2 separate regions of the Homo sapiens genome follow, and region 1 is linked to region 2. The links are chromatin loops, found by intact Hi-C in ENCODE. Cell type or tissue: OCI-LY7. All regions are shown on one strand. Each heading gives the region's core, and the rest is flanking DNA. Links, peaks and the distances in the headings are about the cores only. Region 1 has its middle 42 kb from the start of MIR492. Region 2 overlaps LOC105369917 (a long non-coding RNA gene).

Region 1 (8,436 bases), core at 1,487-6,486, 460 kb before region 2:
CTAAGGCAGGTAGTAGGCAGATCACATGTTAAGATACTCTGGTCAATGCCCTCCATCTCCAAATCGTGATTCTCCCTCTAACACGCATTTCTACGGATCCCATCCAGGCTCTTTTCTTTAATTACCCTGAGGCACTGAGAGTAAAAGGAGGTTGCTGACCCCTGAATTTGGAGTTCAAACAAGTAACCTCACCACGGCCAGTTTCCATTTCTGCTGCATGCCAAACTAGCTGGCCAGCCTGGCTGGAATCCTGTTCTCCCCAGAAACACCTGAGCAGGTCTGGACTAGCTCCAAAAGTATAAGCCAGGTAAATTTCCGTGTCAGCTCATTGAGAGACTTTCCAGGGGCAGCTGGGGCCAATTCACATTTGCTCTATACTCCCTCCAAAGACACCCCCTTCAACACACACACACAGAACACTTAATTCTGGTACCACCAGCCAAAAGGGGCCCGAGTTCCCTTGGGAGCAGCCCAGCCGCTGAGAGGCGGAAATCTCTGAAAGGGCCACTCAGATGACCAAAGCAATAGGCGCCTACGTACCTTACAACAAGCCAACCTCAAGTTCCAACCTAGAGAAATGCATGGACTCTGGTGGGAGAGTCTTATTCCGTTTTTGTTTTCTTCTTTTTTTTTGTTTTGTTTTGTTTTGGTTTGGTTTTCTTCCATTTCTTCTCAGCCTTGTCTCTTCAGAAAATACCCCTCCACCCCTTCCTTGGCGCGTAAACTGTCTTCAGGGTGGCCTTAGGAGTTCTGGGACAATGTGGAGGGTACCCAATAGGATTTCCTTAAGTTTCCTCTACTGCTTTTCCACACATATTAATGCTGAGATCCTGTATTTGATTAAAGCACCTTCCATTTCCAAAGTTAAAATACAAACGGGTCTGGTAACTTACAAAGTCGCCAGCATCTTCGTGTCAATTAACTTCCCCAGACAAGTAAGAACGAGCTGCACTAGGGCCTGCGCTCTCTCCGGGGCTAACAACAAGCAGCACCAGTCCCCCAAGCTGTCCCTGGAGGTGGAAGAGCCACTGCAGCTGAGCCTGTTTATTTTTCGTTTTTCCACAGGCAGCCTTGGCTGGAGGGTGGGGGTGAGCGCGGGCTCCCTGGCACCTGCCGGTAAAGCAGCAGCCGCAGCCCCCGAGGGCGCCCCAGGCCAGGAGCTGCGCGCCGTCGGCGGGCCGTGCCTGGAGGAGGCTCGCGCCTTCCAAATGCCGGAGTGCAGGCATCCTTCCTCTCCCCAACCCCAGCCCCGGCCTCGACCTGTCGCCCACCTGGCCCGGACCTGGGGCTGGCTCCGTCTCTGGGGTGTGCGCCAAGGGAGCCCCACCGACGCCCAGCAGAGCTGCCCGGGCTCCCAAAGAAGGACCGGGGCTTTGGGCAGAATTCTGGCAGCCAGGCGGGCGTCAGGGGAGCCGGAGAAGGGGCTCGCCAGCAGGCGTGGGGCGGAGTGCCGGGCGCAGCCCACCTCGCAAGCGCGGGCCCAGGGCTCCGACGTGCCAGCGCAGCCCCGAAGAGTGCGGGCCCGGGGTCCCCGCGGCGCCCCTTCCCCTCCTCAGTCCCCCGGGGGCGACCGCGCTCCCCGCCGAGGTCCGTCCCCGCCGCACCCTCACTATTCCCGCTGGGAGGACCCCGGCGCACGCCCCCGCCCCCGCACCCCGGGGCGACGGCGCACTCACCCTCCGCATGGTGTCTGGGCCGTCCGGGCGGGGCTCGGCGACTTGGGCGCGAGAAGGGCTGGGCCGGCGGCGACGCTCGGCCGGCCGGGAGCTCCGCGCTGCCCCCTCCTGCACACGCCTGCGCCGCGGCCGCCAAGCCGGCGGGGGCGGGGCGGGGTAGCGCTGGCCGCGGGGTCCCCGGGGCTCTCCCGGGCTGCGGCGGAGGCGCGGAGCCGGCCAAGGGCGCACTGAGCTCGCGGAGCTCCGGGGCCCCGGGGCCTTTCTGCCGCCGTCGCAGCGTCCCCGCCTCCTCGGGCCGCTTCGCCCCTCTCCTCTTCCTCGAGTTCTGGCCCCACCAGGAGCGGAGCGAGTCTCCGATGCCTGCCCCGCGGCCCCCAGAACTGAGCTGGAGAAGCTTTGGGGTGAAAGCTGGGCCCACCCTACAGGGACCCCAAGTTTGCGGAGCAAGAGTGGATTGGCGGAGAGCGCAGATGGCAATTCTCACCCGCCTTAAAAGTACCACCTTAAAATTCTCCCCATGGGATGGGAAGGTGGCCCGCTAATGTCCGTTCCTACTCTTCGTTTTCTTTTTAATTTTTCAGACAGGGTCTCGCTCTGTCCCCCAGGCTGAGCGCAGGGGCGCGATTTCGGCTCACTGCAGCCTTGCGATTCTCCCAGGCTCAAGCGATCCTCCCGCCTCAGCCTTCCCAGTAGCTGGGACCACAGGCGAGTGCTCCACTACGCCCGGCTAATTTTTGTATTTTTATTCTTTTGTAGAGACTGGTGTCTCGCCATTTTGCCCAGGCTGGTCTCGAACTCCTGGCCTCAAGCGACCCTCCAGCCTCGGCCTCCCAAAGTGCTGGGATGAGAGGTGTGAGCCAGTGCGTCGGCCCTTTACCATTCTTTAGATTCTGCGATTGTTTTTTGAAAGTCCTGAGCATTCATAAAGCTTTCCGAGGAGGGGTGGGAAGAGAGTTAAGAGCGGTAAACAGCAGATCCACCCGGGGCTGGAGGAAACACCGTGGAACAGAGACCGTCTGGTCTCATTCAGGTGAAGGAGCTCGGCAGGGGAAGAGGTCAGCATCCCCATTCCAGCGAAACCCACGGGTTTTCCTAGCAGTCCCCTGTGTGCACAGCTTTCTCTTCACAATCGACCTCCACCCCAACTTTTCCAAACAACACGGGAGCCCATCCCCAAATGCTAATGCTTCTGCGGGAAAAAAATGAGAAGGGGGAAAAATGTATTCCCCAGATCATGAAAACGCTGCACACCCTTGAGCTCAGAATGCAGGATCTAAATCCGCAAGAACAGGATGGAATGATGTGGGAAGGTCTTCCAGGAAGAAATCTGATTTTATTCTGCTTCGACTGCTGAACAAAGTAAATCAAATAGCACGGAACTCAAGGCAGCCTGAATTTTGTGTAGAAAAAAATATCTCTTGTTTGTCAGAGGATCCTTTGAAAAGCATCCAAGGACGCTTGTGTTTCCAAAGCGGCTGTGACAGGTATGCAGGCAGACAGCAGTGGGAATGCAAAGGCTTGTGCCGGGTAAACACTTCTCATGAGTGTTTCAGCTTTGGCATTGCCTTTATGCCAGTTATTCTGGCAGATCACCACTGCCAAAGAAATACCTTTATAATTTTCTAACATTGATTGTCAGCAGCACTATAGAGACCGTAATATTACACGAAGTACCTTAATGATCTAATGAATAAAAACATTTTGTCTGGATTTCTCTTTGGTGCCTATCAGCACAGATAGGGGGAGGAGTGACTGATGTGTGAGGGGGAAATGTAAGAAACGACAATTAATGACACTTGCTATGTCCCTTTTTTACTTTATCTTATGATCTGTATGCAGTGGGTTTTTTCCTCCCTGGATATATAATCTCTTCTGATTGAGCTTTTATGTTTTTGCCTTTCTTTGGGAAAATAACAATGTTAGTAAGTGTACTTCTGAGCCATACCTGTCTTATCATTTCAATCCACACAACTCTATGAAGTACGTACTGGGATATTATGGTTTTTTTAGAGGGAGATACTCGAGCTCAGAGAGGGCAGGTCATTTGCCCGAGATCATACAGCTTGTTAGTGGCACAGCCTGGATTTCAACTCAGGCAGTCTGACACGAGGACCCTCTCACTTAATGCCCATGCAATACTGCCCTCCTCTGCTTCATAGAAAAGGTGCAACTGTGTAAAGGTGTTCCTGGAAGTAAAAACGTGAGCTTTTGTCATAGATTAGTCACTTGACATCTCAGAGCCTTAGCTTCCTCATCAGTAAAATGACAACTTGGACTAAATAGATGCATTAAAGGCCTAGCCAGAAGTAAAGTTCAAGATTTAGAGTATTACTATGTGAGTATTAGAGTATCAGTATTCTTGCTCAGCATTGTAAGAAATCTTAACCTGGAGATACAGTGTTAGCCACTTCATTGGTTTGTGTGATCTCACCACAGCGCCTTGTTTTAACACTACTTGTGCTGCTTTCTACAACATTACCTCTTCCTGCTCCTTCTAATTAATACTCTTTGCTTTGCAAATGTGATATCTAATCAATTTAATGTTCTTTTTTTTTTTTTCTTTTCTTTGAGACGGAGTCTTGCTCTGTCGTGCCCAGTCTGGAGTGCAGTGGCGCGATCTCGGCTCACTGCTACTTCTGCCTCCTGGGTTTGAGCAATTCTCCCACTTCAGTCTCCCAAGTAGCTGGGACTACAGGCACCCACCACCACACCCAGCTAATTTTTTATATTTTTAGTAGAGGCAGGATTTTACCATATTGGCCAGGCTGGTCTTGAACTTCCAACGTCAGGTGATCCACCTACCTCGGCCTCCCAAAGTGTTGGAATTACAGACGTGAGCCACCGAGCCCGTCCTAATGTTCATTTCTTACTAAACTTGAATAAGACTCCTGGTGTGGGGGAGGGGAGTCAGTTTCAGTTAAGTAGTTGTTAGGATGATCTTGAAGTATTAGTTAGCCTGAATCATTTTTAAATTCCCTTCAGAAACCAAGAATGTTATTCAACTGTACCAAATAAATAACAACACGTCAGTTGCTAATGGAACACGGTCACACTGGCCATCTATGGAAATCCTCATGTTTCCAATGCTCTCATTAACTACCCTGAAGAATCAATTTAAAAGTAAAACTAGATTGAATCAGATTTCCCCCTTTTTTATTCCAGGGGGAGGGGGAAAGGTCTTTGTTTCTTTCATATGTTTAAAGAATCTTCAAAATATTTTAATGATAGAGTTGTCTATCTGTTTCATATTATCATATCTCCATTAGCCTTCTAAACTCAGCCATATTATTTGATTCCTTGAAAACCATCTAATGTTTAAGAACACTATATTTTCCCCTTTTTTCTTAATTGTTTAACTTCTCCACCAGTCACAAACACTGTTATTCAGCCTTAATTTTTTTTTTTTTTTTTTTTTTTTTGAGACAGTGTTTCACTCTTGTCACTCAGGCTGGAGTGCATAGGCACCATCTCGGCTCACTGCAACTTCCGCGTCCCAGGTTCAAGCGATTCTCCTGCCTCAACCTCCCGAGTAGCTGGGATTACCGGCACCCACCACCACTCCCAGCTGATTTTTGAATTTTTAGTAGAGACGATGTTTCACCATGTTGTCTAGGCTGGTCTCAAACTCCTGACCTCAGATGATCCACCTGCCTCGGCCTCCCAAAGTGCTGGGATTACAAGTGTGAGCCACCACACCTGGCCTATTCAGCCCTCTTGATCTGCAGGCTGGATTCATAGGTCTTCATCTTAGTACAGTAGGAAGTATACTGGCATCAGGAGGTCAAGCTTACTTCTTTCATTACCTATTAAGGTAGATAGGCATTTGTTATAAAATTGAACAAAAAGGAACTAGTTTACAATTTTACATAAATAGTAAAAGAGAATAATTTCTTCTTTTCGTAGATAAGAAATGTTATCAACTGGCATAATTTCTTACCAGTCTGTCATCCTCCATTTAGAAAACCATTAGTAATTAAATGTTGTTTTCCTTTACCATGTTCCTAAATATGAATCCTTCATAAGGCATCTATTAAATACCTACTATGGGGCGGTATACATTATTGATTAAATCAATCCATATTTCCCTGAGAAAGACCAAGAAAAATTTCAAGGAAACATGTATCACAGCTACATGCATTGAGTACTTTATATGTTCCAGGCACTGTGAAAAGCCATGTATCAATCTGTTTCATCCTCACAAAACTCTGCAGGATTGTTGTTAGTATCTTCTCCATATGATAGACTATGAAACTAAGATTTATCGAGATGAAACACCTTGCCAAAGGCTGCATGTTTAATTAGTGACACACTTCTGGCCCAAATCTGACTCCAGAACCCAAGAGATTGACCAGTGATAGGTGGATGTTAATGTATCACACAGACTTCTCTCTCCGGAATTTCTTCAAAGTGGTGAAAACGTGAGCCAAGAATTTTATATCCACTAAAACTGACTTTCAAGTATTTATACTAGAATAAAGTGACATTAGTTAAGAAAGAATTCTTAAAGGAGATGAGTTCTTAGCTTGAAAAAATATAAGATTTGAATGGGAAGAGTGAAGAATATTCTTTTTTCAGCCTCTCAAGTAGCTGGGACTACAGGTGCATGCTCCCACACCCATCTCTACAATTCTTTTTGTTCGTTTTGTAGAGATGGGGTCTTGCTATGTTGCACAGGTTGGTCTCAAACTCCTAGCCTCAAGTGATCCCCCAACCTAGCCCTCCCAAAGTGCTGAGATTACGGCATGAGCCACCATGCCCAGCAAGAATATTCTTCAAAGGGTACAGTGGAATGAGCCACAAAGTAGAGGTGGTGAGTCAATAAACCATTCTTAGGGAACCCTGGGATGTGTGACTTTTTAATTTTTATTTTTTATTCCAATATCACAGTCACTTAAGGATATTCTGGGTCCTTTATTTTGCTGTAGGAGGTCTGCGTGGTTGCTATGCTATTTCTTTTCTTGCCCTTGACAAGGCCTGTTCAACTTCTCTGAACCACAATTTAGGGGCTTGACATTCTATTGATCTTTTTTTTCTTCTTCTTCTTTTTGTGGCCTGAAGATGCAGGGTAGAGTGGGAAAGAACTTACCTAGAGCTGTGTGTCGCCTTTATCATAGGAATTTAGTTTCTTCTTTCTTCTAAAGCTCTGTGCCAGAGTTCAGCCCTTAGTGGATATTTAAAAAGACAAAATTCACCCGGACTTGCACCCCTAGTGCTACTTATATATTTAATTCCATGCTCCTTTTTAGTCTTCGTCCAAATGCATGTCCATCTGCAATCTATTTACACAGCTATCTCTCCTACTAGACTCTGAACTCCTTTAAAGAAGGGACTGTCTTAATTCTTACATCTCCATGGCCTACCCCAAAATAGGTGTGCTTGGTACGTGTTTAATAAACGAATTAGTGATGTTTAAACCATATTATAGTCTGCTGTTTTCCCTTGGTTAATGTTTCCTATATTTTACATAGCCTTAATAATTACCTTTATTGGCTGCTCAATATGCACATCTCAGTGATATATTATCATTTAACCTTACCTCATGTTGCCATTTGCATTGTTTCTACTCCTTTGATTGAGCCCGAGAGTTCAAGACCGGCCTGGGAAACATAGTGAACTCCATCTCTATAAAAAATACAAAAATAAGCCAGGTGTGGTGACACGCACCTGTAGTTCCAGCTACTCAGGAGGCTGAAACAGGAGGGTCACCCGAGCTCGGGGAGGTTGAGACTGCAGTGAGCCGAGATCACGCCACTGCACTCAAGCCTGAGTGATAGAGCGAGTCCCCATCTCAAAAATAAAATAAAATACTCCTTTGAAATTCCCTTGAGTTAGTAAGTAGGGATATGACTTCATATTAAGAAGGATTTGGAGGATGAGAATGTGATTAAATGGTCTAGACGTAGGAAGATAAGTTAGGAGGCTAACCTCAGTCACACAAAATGGAACTGGTGAAGGAACCAAGGTCAAGATTAGGATGGTGATTGTGGAAATGGAAAGAGAAAATCAATTTCTACATCCACTGCCAAAGCTGGGAAGATGTAACAAGGGATTTACCCTATATAGGGCTAAAAATATGACAAACAGTGGGGACATTGTCCTATGATGGGGAGCGCTATTTTAGCACCATGGACAGCTCCCAGGTTATCAGGTATTCGTTCTGGGTGGTATGGAACCATTATTGCTGTCCGTGATGGTGCCTTTTAATAAAAAACATTAAGTAACATTTTTGAACATATAACTAGTGAAAGCTTTACATACATTTATTAATTCTCATAACGAAACAGGCACGTAAAGATTACATAATGTCGCCCCCAAAATCATACAGATAACAAGTGGCAGAGCTAAGTCCTGAGTCCAGGTAGTCTGGGTTTAAAACCCACTACGCCGGCCAGGCACAGTGGCATAATACCAGCAATTTGGGAGGCTGAGGCGGGTGGATCACCCGAGGTCAGGGGTTTGAGGCCAGCCTGACCAACTTGGTTAAAATCCATCTCTACTAAAAATACAAAAATTAGCTGGGCGTGGTGGCGGGTGCCTGTAATCCCAGCTGCTCAGGAGGCTGAGGCATGAATATCGCTTGAACCCAGGAGGTGGAGGTTGCATTGAGCCAAGATCATGCCACTGCACTCCAGTCTGGGCAAGAGAATGAGACTCTGTCAAAAAAAAAAAAAAAAAAAAAAAATTTACACCATACTGGAAAAGACACTGATGACAAACTATGATTATATAGTTATAAAGGCTATATCTTTCCAGCTTTGGC
Region 2 (8,436 bases), core at 1,851-6,850:
ACCTTGCACCTTTATATTACAGAGACCACTTCTTTCCTTAAACCTCAGGAACCAACATCTGCTAGCTTCAACTTTTTCTCCTGCACCTTCCTCATCTCTCTCAGCCTTCATACAATTGAAGAGAGTTAGGGCCTTGCTCTGGATTAGGCTTTGGCTTAAGGGAATGTTGTGGCTGATTTGATCTTCTATCCAGATGACTAAAATTTTCTCCCTGTCAGTAGTAAGGCTGTTTTGCTTTATTATCATTTGTGTATTCACTGGAGTAGCATTTTCATTTCCTTCTAGAACTTTTCCTTTGCATTCACAACTCGACTAAACTGAATGGTGAAAGGCAGCCTTGCTCTCGGCCTATGTCAGCTTTCAACATGCCCTTCTCACTAAGCTTAATCATTGCTAAATCATAGCTTTTGATTTAAAGTGAGAGTTGGGCAAGTCTTCCTTTCACTTGAATACTTAAAGGCCACTGTAGCCCTAATTTCAATATTGTTGTGTCTCAGGGAATAGGGAGGCTAGAGGAGAGGGAAAGAGATTGGGAAAATAGCCAGTCAGCAGAGCAGTCAAAATACACGCAACATTGATCAAAATTAAGCCATTTTATATGGGCTTGGTTTGTGGTGCCTGAAAACAGTTACAATAGTAACATCAAAGATCATTGATCTCAGATCACTCTAAGAAATATAATAATAATGAAAAGTTTGAGGCCAGGCGCTGTGGCTCATGCCTTTAATCCTAATACTTCAGGAGGCCAAAGTGGACAGATCGCTTGAGCCTGAGAGTTCAAGGCCAGCTTGGGCAACATGGCGAGACCCCATAGCTAATAAAAATACAAAAAATTAGCTGGGTGTCGGGGTGCGCGCCTGTACATCCAGCCACTCGAGAGGCTGAGGTGGGAGCTCAGGAAATGGAGGCTGCAGTGAGTTAAGATCACACCACTGCATTCCAGCCTGGGTGACGGGAGGGAGACCCTGTCCTTAAAAAAAAAAAAAGTTTGAAATGTTGCTACAATTACGAAAATGTGACCCAGAGACATGTGGTGAGCTCATGCTGTTGGAAAAATGGTGCTGATAGACTTGCAGGACACAGGGTTGTCAAAAATCTTCAGTTTGTAAAAATCACGATATTTGTGAAATGCAATAACTACAAAGCACAGTAGAATGAGGTGTGCTCATACACCTAACCATTAGCAGTGCTTAGTTCTGGGTAGCAGAAGTGTGAATGCTTTTAATTTCTTTCTTTATGCTTTTCTGCATTTTCAAAAATCAAAGTATACCAGAGGACCCTCCCTGCAAATAATCTGTGGTGCTGACTTCTCACAAAGCAGTCATATAAGCCTCCAAAGACCTTCAGGATCGGAATACTAAGAAGGTAAAATAAATTGGAAGATGTGGCCTGGGTGCAGTGGCTCACGCCTGTAATCCCACCACTCTGGGAGGCCTAGGCGGTGGATCACCTGAGGTCAGGAGTTTGAGACCAGCCTGGCCAACATAGCGAAACCCTGTCTCTACTAAAAATACAAAAATTAGCCCGGCCTGGTGGAAGGCACCTGTTAATTCCAGCTTCTCGGGAGGCCGAGGCAGGAGAATCGCTTGAACCCAGGAGGTGGAGGTTGCAGTGAGCCGAGATTGTGCCACTGGACTCCAGCCTGGGTGACAGAGCAAGACTGTCTCAAAGAAAAGAAAAGAAATAGGAAGATGAGTAGATGTGTGCACATCTCTGCAGGGACAGAAAGATATGGGTGTTCCTGGAGCTGCTTACTGCTCTGTTCTGGTAAGTCCCAGAAAGTTCTCAATCTCTGCTGCCCAAGGCCTCCTCTCATAAATCCTTTTACCCTCTCTGCTGATCATGTGGTTGGTCCCTGCAGGGTAGAGGCTACCAAAACTCTGATAAAATATCCTTAATATATACTGAATAGGATACAAAAATGCATGTGGAGTGGAGCACGGTGGCTCATGCCTGTAATCCCAGCACTTTGGGAGGCCGAGGCAGGTGGATCACCTGAGGTCAGGAATTTGAGATCAGCCTGGCCAACACGGTGAAACCTCATCTCTACTAAAAATACAAAAATTAGCCAGGCATGGTGGCACACACCTGTAATCCCAGCTACTCAGGAGGCTGAGGCAGGAGAATCGCTTGAATCCAGGAGGCGGAGGTTGCAGTGAGCCAAGATCATGCCACTGCACTCCAGCCTGGGCAACAAGAGTGAGACTCCCTTTCAAAAAAAAAAAAAAAATGCGTGTGGTTGCAGTTTGCCCTAAGAGGGCCCATGCTGTCTGGGTGTTCGGTAGCTAAAGTTAGAAAAGGCTTTGAAGTGTCTGAAGAGGAGAGACAGGGAAGTGACTCACAGCTCAACAGCTTCACCCTCTGGCTTTGATGGTCCTTGGCTCCGTGATGCTCAGTGTCTGTGTGAGTCTCAGAGAGCAAAAGCCCAATCCACAGCCCACCTGTTTGTATTCTTCACCCTCATTTGAGATTCTCAGAACTCAAGGAGAGCTCCTTTAGAAAATATGACTGCAGTTGTAGTGTAGTTGAAATATCAAAAACCTTTGTTATTAAAAAACCCAAACCTTTATTATGTCACTTGTAATAAAATATAAATGTGCTAAATTGGCTCAAATAAGTTGGATCAAATAATATTAAATAAAACAAAGGTGAAAAAAGAAACTTAAAAATAATTTTTTTTTGATGGGATCTCACTATGTTGCCCAGGCTGGTCTTGAATGCCTGGTCTCAAGCAATCTTCCTGTCTAGCTTCCAAAAGTGCTGAGATTACAGGCCTGAGCTACTATGCCCAGCCAAGAAACTATTTAAGTACTATAAGTTTTGTTGTGCTCGCTTCGGCAGCACATATACTAAGTACTAAAAGTTTTGTGATATAATTTCTTAAGTTGATAATTCTATTTTAGTCTTTCAACCTGATTATAAGAATTTGGGACAAAGGCTCACGTAAACATGACTTTGGCTCGGGGCAGTGGCTCATGCCTGTAATCCCCCCATTTTGGGAAGATGAGGCAGGAGGATCTATCACTTAAGGCCAGGAGTTTGATGCCAGTCTGGGCAACATAGTGAGACCTCAAATCTACAAAAAATAAAATTAGTCATGTGTGATGGTGTGTGCCTGCCGTCCTAGCTACTTAGGAAGCTGAGGCGGGAGGATCCCTTGAGCCCAGGAGTCAAGGCTGCAGTGAGCTATAATTGTGTCACTGCACTCCGGTCTAGGTGACAGACTCTGTCTCGCTTAAAAAAAAATTAACATGGCTTCATTCCTCATAAAACATTGTGATGAAGAGTCACAATGTTTTGAGTCACTATTCTCTTTACTCCATCTTTGGAGAGGTACGGTGGAGGAGAACAAAAAATGGCCCAAACCAAGCCTTTTAAAGCCTCCTGAAGCACTCAATTCATTTTCTGTCTTGTCCCTTTAAAGGAGAGACATGGCTGGTTCCATCATTCTCTCTCCTCTACTGCGGTGTCACTACACACTTCCACCATTTCCACTGGTCACCTGGAATTGTAACTACAGACTACAGTATTTGTTCCTGTTTTTGTTGTTTTTCGAAATGGAGTCTCACTCTGTCACCCAGGCTGGAGTGATTCTCCTGCCTCAGCCTCCCAAGTAGCTGGAATTATAGGCACACGCCACCATGCCTGGCTAATTTTTGTGTTTTTATTAGAGACGGGGTTTCACCACGTTGACCAGGCTGGTCCTGAACTCCTGGCCTCAGGTGATCCTCCCACCTCAGCCTCCCAGGGAAGTGCTAGGATTATAGGCATGAGCCACTGCAGCTGGCCTGTTCCTGTATTTGCATCTGAACAGTATTTGTATCTGGACAGGAACTCTCTTCCCTCTTGAAGTCAAGGATCACGTCAGAACAGATAGAATAATGTAAATATGTGAGCTGGCAATTTGGAAATAATATTCCACAGAGACAATCTTGTCCCACCCCAGAGCCCTGGATGCACATGTGTATAAAAAAGAACACCTCAGTTAAAGAATCCTTCCAGCCCCATGCATCCGAACAAACAGCTGAAATGAATTTTCAGCTGAGTTTTCACAACGCTCATTGCAAGCTCTTTGCCCTCATTAAATTATCAGGAAAATGCAAGTAATTTATTATGTGTAATCACATCATTCGCGGTAGCACTTCGCCCAGAGAAACCTAGCCCAATATGGTAACATCAGAACAATGCTTCACCTCACATCTTCCTTTGAAAGATAAAGAAAACACAGAATCATTCTGCTTCTCTCCGGGAAGGAAGGCAAAGCGTTTCCCCAGGCCCTCAGAACACCATCTGGCTGCAGTCTTTCCTTTTAGGGACCTGGTATTTTCTGGCCCAGGGACAAAGCGCATTTATTTCAGATGGATCAACACTGTCACCCAGCGGGCAGACAGCTGGGCAGGCTGAGGCCTTAGCCTTGCTCTTGGCTTGACAGCCAGATACTGACAGCCAGTATTTGAATAGGAACCTGTTTGTTTCGGGTGATCAGGATTAATTGTTAATATTCTCTTGGAGGGAACTGGGACAACCTCAGCTGACAAGCCTTTGATTTGGATGTCATGGGTGAGTGCAACTTAAGAAAGACATATATTTTCATCGTGCTGATGCTTTTTTTTTTTTTTAAGCCACTAGTGAATTTATAAGAAGCACAGGCTGTAAACCAACCAAGCATGTCTACCAAGACTCCCAGAATCAAATAGGTTTGCAGGAGCAGGGTGATATTTGGTCACCTGTCAGGTACTCTGGGAAGACTCCTCTACCACAAAATAAGACTAGTTGTTCATTGTTCGTAGTGACAGTGATGAATATTTTGAAAACTGAAAATAGATGTGTGTGTGTGTGTGTGTGTGGTGTGTGTGTGTGTGTATCTGTGTATTGAAATGTCAGGAAATAATCTGCATTACTACGGTGAAATCAGTGGATGAGTTAGTCTTTGTTTCTCTATTTTGTATATATCTCAGAAGACATGCACGGGATGCAACCTCTGTCCCATCTCATTTGTACTGAGTCCTTTTCTCTTGTCTAAACTGTCACTTGACACTTGAAACAAGCTGGATTCCTTTGCATATTGAGGTAGGCTCTGTGCCTTCTTGCTAAATGTACGGTTGAATTATTTCTTCTCCCCAGCTGGAACTCATCAACAAGCTGAAAGCATTCATCTGGGAACACTTTACACTTCTTACGAGCATGTCCGAGGAAGTGGGGGCTGAGACTTCACCTTGTAGAAACTCTTGCAGAATTTTGATTAAAAGCAGTCTCTGTTCATAGTGAGAAAATCTGGATTTGAATTCTGATCCCACCACATGCGAGCTCCTTGACCTTAGATAAGTTAACCTGTGTCTCAGTTTCCACCTCTGTTATCAGGGATAAAATTAGTACCTACCCCCTGGATTGCTGTGAGGATTTAGATAAGAAAATACACATGAATAACTTAGCACAGTGCCTGGGCACATAGTTAAAGATCAATAAACATTAGTATTACCATTGTCATAATTATTATAATGATATCTATCATATATATTATTCCCAAAATGCAACTTTCATAAAGTGCCTCTAGGCTAGCAGATGAAATCATGGCATCTTTTTAGCTGGAAGGGTCCTGAAAGATCATCCAGTCATTGCTTCTCATTAAAATCACCCAGAGAAACTTTTAAAACAAACGCTAATACCTCATTGTAGCCAGACAAAATAATACTTACTGTATGAATCCTTTTTTTTTTTTTTTGAGATGGAGTCTTGGACTGTCACCCAGGCTGGAGTGCAGTGCCATGATCTCCGCTCACCGCAACCTCTGCCTCCTGGGTTCAAGTGATTCTCCTGCCTCAGCCTCCCAAGTAGCTGGGATTACAGGCACCTGCTACCACGCCCGGCTAATTTTCTGTATTTTTAGTAGAGATGGGGTTTCACTATGTTGGCCAGGCTGGTCTTGAACTCCCTACCTCGTGATCCACCTGCCTCAGCCTCTGAAAGTGCTGGGATTACAGGCATATGAATCCTTTTAGATGAAATTCTAGAAGGGACAAACCTAATCTATAGTGACAGAACACTGATCAGTGGTGATCTGGGGATGATGTTGGAAGGACTGGCAGCTAATGGGCCAAAGGAAACTTTTAGGGTGATGGCAGTGTTTTCTATCTTGACTGTGGAAGTGATTACATGGGTACATACGTTTGTCAAACTCATTGGCGCTTAAAATATTCACTTGAACGCATTACGTTGTATGTAAACTATATTGTAATAAAGAGAATACTGATGCTGGGTCTCATCCACAGACATTCTGATTTAATTGTTCGAGGGTGAAGCCCAGAAGTCATTTTTTTTTCATGTATCCAAAGCATCAGCTGTGATTGAGAGCCACTGATCTAACTCAGTCTTCTTTTTTTCCAGATGACATGAACCCAAACAAATACAGCTGGTTAAAGGGGAAGGTCTTAGACTAAAATTCAGGTCACCTGGTTTCTTGTGCGCCAAACCTTATCTTTACTTACAACATGTCCTCTGCCTGGAACCTCTTTCTCTTCCTTCTTCTCATCTCTCTGACAAAATCCTACCTACCCTTAGGGGCTAGTATACAGTTGGCTTTAACCAATAGTATGAGCAATAGCATACCGCATAACTTTTGAGGCTGGAGTGCAGTGGTGTAATCACAGCTCCTTGCAGCCTTGACTTCCAGGCTCAAGTGATCCTCTTGCCTCAGCCTCCTGAGTAGCTAGGGCTACAGGCATACACTACCAAGCCCAGCTAATTTTTTTAATTTTGTAGAGACAGGGTCTCACTATGTTGCCCAGGCTGGTTTTGAACTCCTGGGCTCAAACAATCCTCCCACCTCGGCCTCCCAAAGTGCTGGGATTACTGGCATGAGCCACTATGCTCGGCCAGGAACATTCCTTCTTCAAACCAGCACCATGTTGTGAGGAAACCCAACTGGCTATGAGGAAACCCAAGTGGCTATGCACATATGACACTTCTCAGGAAGCCTCAGGCTGTGGCTCACCCCACTGGACTAGGAGCTCCTTGGCAGAAGGAACTGTGGCTCATTTTATTGACTGAGTGAGTGGGTGAGTGTATCTTCAGTATTCAGTACTTGTGTTTGGCACAGAGCAGACAGTCAATAAACATTTGTTGAACTGAAAAACCAGTGGAAGGGAATTAGCATTCATTGCCTATGATGTGCCAGGAATTGAAACAAGCACTTTGTGCACATTATCTCACTGAATTTTTACAATAATTTTATGAGTTGGTTATTATTTCTCCCTTTTGAAAGGGAGGATACAAGCTCAGAGAAGCTTAGTAATTTACCAAAGGTCACACAGCAAGCAAATAGTAGAATCAAGGTTTGAACTCAAGTGTGTTTGTTTTCAAAGTTCATGCTTTTTCTCTACCACACCAGGCTGTCTTGCTTATGGTAGTTATTCTACTAGGTCTTACACTATGGATTTTTATGTAGCCATATCTCCTCAACTAGGTTATAAGCTTCATAAAGGTGGGAATTAAATTTTAGCACTTAATTTTTATATGAACTCATGAGGCGAATGATATGGCCACCTCAGTTTTTTTTTTTTTTTTTTTTTTTTTTTTTTTTTTTTGAGAAGGAGTCTCGCTCTGTCGCCCAGGCTGGAGTGCAGTGGCGGGATCTCGGCTCACTGCAAGCTCCGCCTCCCGGGTTCACGCCATTCTCCTGCCTCAGCCTCCCAAGTAGCTGGGACTACAGGCGCCCGCCACTACGCCCGGCTAATTTTTTGTATTTTTAGTAGAGACGGGGTTTCACCGTTTTAGCCGGGATGGTCTCGATCTCCTGACCTCGTGATCCTCCCGCCTCGGCCTCCCAAAGTGCTGGGATTACAGGCGTGCGCCACCGCGCCCGGCCGGCCACCTCAGTTTTAACAGAGTATTCAATTTTTAAATTCATTAGAGTAACAGTAAAGATAATGCAACAGTGTTAAATCTGCAGTTATAAGAAGACCTGAAGTCAAGGGTTATCCCAAGGTTGTGATTTAAGCTGAGCTATTTTGGTAGCCTTCTGTTGACCCTATGAATAATCCCCAAGTCATGCAAACATCATACACAACAGCCCAGTCAAAAGAGTCATTATATCTCAAAGCACATACCAAAAAAATTCCTGGGATTATATTGTGCCTTTGAACCAGAAGAGGACAATTGTTGCCCATGAATTTAGAAGCAGATACAATGTTATATTTGAGCAACCGAAAGGAATCCGAATGACTCTAAAAGAACAAAGAGTTGTAAAGATATTAAATTCCAGGCAACAAATCTTTTGCTTCATTCAGCAATATTTGCATCCTTGAACAAAAAATTTAAAACTCTATCCTCATTCCTACATTAGAAATGCCTTCATAAGCTCACCAAAGACCTCTGTATTGCCAAGACCAGTCGACATTTTCATGTTTCTAATATTACTTGACCTATTTATTTATTTAG

Evidence for each region. Peaks named below come from ENCODE experiments on the same cell type or tissue, not always from the same donor. Only the 100,000 strongest peaks of a DNase experiment are listed, where the experiment ranks them.
Region 1: it touches region 2 in a loop (5-fold over the local background); 2 of 110 quality-filtered maps call a loop at or near these places.

What each region holds. Positions count from the first base shown.
Region 1 is chr12:94,871,964-94,880,399 of GRCh38, forward strand. No RefSeq gene overlaps it. Among named protein-coding and RNA genes, the nearest start is that of MIR492, 42 kb to the left of the region's middle. RefSeq lists silencers at 1,172-1,291, 1,352-1,961, 1,972-2,071. In OCI-LY7, for the core only: CTCF peaks have their summits at 3,823 and 4,026; DNase peaks (open chromatin) are centred at 1,768 and 3,798; H3K4me3 peaks cover 237 bases.
Region 2 is chr12:95,332,268-95,340,703 of GRCh38, forward strand. It overlaps LOC105369917 (a long non-coding RNA gene), which reads right to left. Exons shown (of 11, transcript XR_001749265.1): 10 at 8,106-8,222; 11 at 5,303-5,391. Among named protein-coding and RNA genes, the nearest start is that of MIR3685, 27 kb to the left of the region's middle. RefSeq lists an enhancer at 2,654-3,570. In OCI-LY7, for the core only: CTCF peaks have their summits at 2,385, 4,386 and 4,608; DNase peaks (open chromatin) are centred at 2,354, 4,364 and 5,070; H3K4me3 peaks cover 2,727 bases; H3K27ac peaks cover 4,424 bases.